Linked DNA regions of Homo sapiens: region 2 is linked to region 1. Evidence: chromatin loops called from intact Hi-C (ENCODE). Cell type or tissue: pancreas. All regions are shown on one strand.

The links. A loop is a pair of places that touch in the nucleus more often than their neighbours do. Peaks named below come from ENCODE experiments on the same cell type or tissue, not always from the same donor. Only the 100,000 strongest peaks of a DNase experiment are listed, where the experiment ranks them.
Region 2: it touches region 1 in a loop (3-fold over the local background); 101 of 110 quality-filtered maps call a loop at or near these places.

Annotation. Positions count from the first base shown.
Region 1 is chr12:10,553,948-10,556,447 of GRCh38, reverse strand. All of the region lies in intron 1 of LINC02446 (long intergenic non-protein coding RNA 2446), which reads right to left. Among named protein-coding and RNA genes, the nearest start is that of LINC02446, 1.8 kb to the right of the region's middle. In pancreas, no CTCF peak of the experiment used is centred here; no DNase peak of the experiment used is centred here.
Region 2 is chr12:10,323,679-10,326,178 of GRCh38, reverse strand. It overlaps KLRD1 (killer cell lectin like receptor D1), which reads right to left. Exons shown (of 6, transcript NM_002262.5): 6 at 1-2,500. Among named protein-coding and RNA genes, the nearest start is that of LINC02617, 13 kb to the left of the region's middle. In pancreas, no CTCF peak of the experiment used is centred here; no DNase peak of the experiment used is centred here.

The DNA of each region.
Region 1 (2,500 bases):
TAATTAAACAAACAATTGCTTCTTAAAATACATTATAGATTCTATACGAAAAATTGCAGGTAATTATACAGGAAAAAGTTTTTTTTTAATCCAAAATGTTATATGTAACCAAGAAATAGTCATTGTGATTATACAATCTATTAATGTATTATAGTTGGATATATATACAGATGAATAAGTAGAATATTAGGACAGAAAAGCATTTAGTAAAATAGGATTATACTATACATATTGTGCTTTAATTGTAAAAAAACTATTAAATTTTACATTAGCAGGATCTAGTAGAAAATAAGGCAGAAAATTAAACTAAATGAATTAATATTTAGAATTAATGTTTCTTTAACATAAGACACTATTTCCTAAGTTTTCCCTTTTAAGATTAAGAGAAATACTATTTTTATAAAGATTTTGAAGTCACTAGACTTTTATTCTTTTAAAAATATGTTTTACTTGTAGTAAAGATTGTTTCTCTGGTATGAAAATGTGAAGACTTCGATATTTTCATGTCTCTTTCCTCAATGTCCAAATTTATTAATTTTATCATTATTTTTATTGTCTTTATGTGGATATTCATATAAAATTAGTCATTTTCAGATTAATAGTATCAATTGTATTTAAATCAATTTAAGATCATCACTATTAATTTTCTATGCCTGATTTTATTTTGATTCAATTTTTAAGTTAAAAGGTGTCATGGATTCTTCTTATTTTATAAGCATATGAAATAAAATTATATAAAGTATAGCCTACAATTCACTTAGTAGAGTGCCCTCATTGAAAATCATCCAGAAATATATTTTTACAAAGGACTTTATTCCAGCAAAGCAATATTATAATGCTAACTCAAAAATAATGTATTAACAGAAACTGAACCAGTTGAGTTAAAAAAAAAAACATCTTGTACGGACTTGTGCTTAGAAAACAAAAAGCCACAGAGATAATCGCTCTCACCTGACAACAAGAAAAATTCAGATAATGTATAAAAGTATAACTTTATCTGAGGACATCAGAGTGCTGAGGTCACAAGGCAACCACTTAAATTGAACTCCAAGCGGGACATGCACCGCTAAGGAGAGATGGGACTCATAGACGGTTTCATTTTTGGCAGAGCATAAGAGGAAAAGATGGCAGCCATAAAAGTAAAATAAAAACACTAAATTTTGAACAAAGTCTTAAGCTCAGTTGGGCTTTCATGTGTCACTGAGAGTCCTAGCTGCAAGGGGAGTCTCCAGGTCTTTTCCACAGGCCTCAAGTGGGAGCTCATTAGAAGGCCTGGGGCAGGGCAGAGCCAGAGAAAGCCCCTTAGCCATGGCGACGTCTAGGCATGAAACCTCAGCATTTCCCAGTGCCTTTTCTCACTTGAAGCAAAACCTTTAAGATACTTAGGGAGGGCCAACAAACCCTCCTGCTCCCAGGAATCAGGCAAAGTTTGAGTGCTTTTAGAGAAGCAGTATAAGCAAAAGTTCTCTGCCCTTGGGGGAGGGGTAGGATAAACCTCTCTCTTTCTCCTGGTCTTACAGAACGTAACGTGATGCAAAAAGAAAGCTAAAAGCAAAATTTCTTTGTAGCAGAGAAAAGAGAAGGAAACCACCATACCTCCCACCACAAGCCTTGCACCAAGCAACACACAACAACAGTCTACTGCTTGAAGAGGGGCAGAAAACTCCCCCATTACTGATCCTAGTCAAAAACATTCTGCTGTTGAAGGAAGGGGAGAAGAAAAAAGATGTTCAAACAGAGAGGAGCAGGAAACCCTCTGGGGTCAAGGATCCCACAGTGACACAAGGCAGAGATCTGCTATGCCAGCAGAGGAGAAATTCTTTCCTGCCCAAGACTCCCCATAGATACAAGAAGAGCTTGGTTGCTGAGGAGGACGATGAGGAATGCTGAGGAAACCACACTCCTGAGGCCAAGGTACATAGGGCCTTGCCCAAGACTGAGAATAGGCCAAGATAAACTAGAATTTCTATTTCTCCCAACACTGTCGTTATTTTCACGTAACAAGCCACAAGAGAGGAGGGGCAACAGTTTAGAGAGAGAACCTCTTCACACTGCAGGTGTGCAGGGCGTGCTGAAATCAGAACAGAACACTAAGAAAAACCTCCCGCTCCCCAGACCCTGCACGAAGTGTAAGGTAGTGGCAGTACATCACTGGGAGCATTTGAAGTCTGTGGTGTACTAAAGGTGACCACAGGAACAATGAAACATAAACTAGCTCAACACTTCAACTTTACAGATTTACAGAAGAGGTATCGCCATGCTGGCCTGACATACAGTGTTTGCCATTCAATAGAATTATAAGCGACAAACACACAAAAAGTGAGAAAAGGACCCATTGCCAAAAAAAAATACTAGCTGATAAAACTCAAGATATGTGTGTTCAAGATGTTGAAATTATTGGTGAGAAACTTAAAATAATTTTTTAATATGTCAAAGAAACAGTGGAAATTTTAAAAACATGCATTGATATATGATGAAATTTTTCAGAGATGAAAACTAT
Region 2 (2,500 bases), 230 kb after region 1:
ACTCAATATTAAAAAAAACACAAGTAACCCAATTAAAAAATGTATCAAAGACTTGAATGGTCATTTCTTCATAAAAAACATACAAAGGGTCAATGGGCATATGAAATGATGCTCAATATCACTAATCATCAGGGAAATGCAAATTATAACCACCAAATATCATCTCTCACTTATAAGGATGGCTATTATCAAACAAATGAAAGACAAGTGTTGAGAAGTACGTGGGGTAATTAGACCCCTTGAACACTTTGGTGGGAATGAAAAATTGTGCTGCTTCTGTGGAAAACAGGATGGTGATTTCTCAAAAAATTAAAAATAGAACTACCATATGATCCACCAATCCCCTTTCTGGGTAATTATGCAAAAGAATTGAAATAAGAATCTCAAAGAAATATTAGTATACTACTGTCCATTGCTATACTAGTCACAGTAGCCAATGTGTACATACACATACAATAGAATATTATCCAGCCTTAAAAATGAAATCCTGCAATATGTAACAATGTGGATGAAACTTGAGGACATTATGCTAAATGAAATAAACAAGTCACAGGATAAATACTATATGATTCCACTTACGTGAAATATCTAAAGTGGTCAAGCTTATAAAATCAGAGAATAGAATGGTGGTTGCCAGGAATGGAGAGAGGAAAAAATGGGACGTCGTTAATCAAAGGGCATAAAGCCTCAATTATGCAAGATGAATAAATTATAGAGATCTACTATACAACATTGTACCTATTGTTAATAATACTGTACTGTAGACTTGAAAATTTGTTAAGAGGATAGATCTTATGTTGTATTTACCTCAATAAAATAAAATTTTAAAAAATTAGCAAAGCATCTGCAAAGATACGTAAAAAAGATAACATGAACAACTGAGGTTTATAACTGGGAAATAAAAACTATCTGATTTCAATCGAGGCAGAATAAAACATTTAATAAAAGCATATGTCATATGTACTCCTTATAAAAATTCTCATCAGACTAGGAATAGGAGGGAACTTTCTCAACCTAGTAAAGGTCATTTATGAAAATCCTACAGCTAAAATTAAGTATAAAGGTAAAAAAAGTGAATATTCATGCTCTAAGATCAATAGCAAAACAAGGGTGTTTACTCACCACTTGTATTCAACTTTGTGTTGAATATTCTGGCCACTGTGACAAGGTGATAAAAAGAATTAAAGGCACACAGTTTTCAAAAGAAAGAGGTAAAAACTGTCTTTATTCATCTATGCAGATAACCCAATGAAATCTACAGAAATGCTGCTAGGATAAGTGAATTTAGGCAGGTTAAACAATAAAAGATACACTTAGAATCAACTGTGTAAATGAATATATATATATATATATATATATACACACACACACATATACATATATACTTACAATTTTAAAATAAAACATTTGAAATTAGAAAATAAAATGTATAATAGCTTTAAAAACAATAGACTACTTTGGGGAAATCTCATAAAAACATAAAAGGCCTGAATATTAAAAACTACAAAACATTACTGAGTATAACTTAAGTATATTGAGACAATGGACTAGGTAAAGAAAATGTGGTACATATACACCATGGAATACTATGCAGACATAAAAAAGAAAAAAATCATGTCCTTTGCAGGAACATGGATAGAACTAGAGGCCATTATCCTAAGCAAATCAATGGAAGAACAGAAAACCAAAAACCACATATTCTCCCTTATAAGTGGGAGCTAACCATGGAGTACACAGGCACACAAAAAAAGGAAACAATAGACACTGGGGCCTACTTGGGGGGGAGAGGGAGAAGGATGAGGATAGAAAAACTGCCTGTCAGGTACTATGCTGATTACCAGGATGACAAAATTATCTGTACACCAAACCACTGCAACATGCAATGTACTCATATAAGAAGCCTACATATATACCCTGAACCTAAAACGAAAGCCAGAAGGAAAAAATTAAGCATATTGAGGTACAAGAAACATACTTTACTCAAGGATCAGAAGACTCTCAGAAGTAAAAAGGAATCGGCTGGATGTGGTGGCTCACGCCTGTAATTCCAGCACTTTGGGAGGTCAAGGCAGGTGGAGCAGTTGAGGTCAGGAGTTCAAGACAAGACTGGTCAACATGGTGAAACCCCGTCTCTACTAAAAATACAAAAATTAGCTGGGCGTGGTGGTGGGCATCTGTAATCTCGGCTACTGGGGAGGCTGAGGCATGAGAATAACTTGAACCCAGGTGGTGAAGGTTGCAGTGAGCTGAGATCACACCACTGCACTCTAATCTGGGTGACAGAGCAATACTCAGTCTCAAAAAAAAAAAAAAAGGAAAGAAATAAGAAATAAAAGGGAATTAACTATTGATACATGTATCAACATAGATGAGTATAAAAACTATTATGATGCTGAATGAAAAATCTAGAACACAGATGTACATATTATATGATTCTATCTATATAAAACATAGAAAGGCAAATCTATAGTAACAGAATATTCATCTGTGAGGGGAGGAG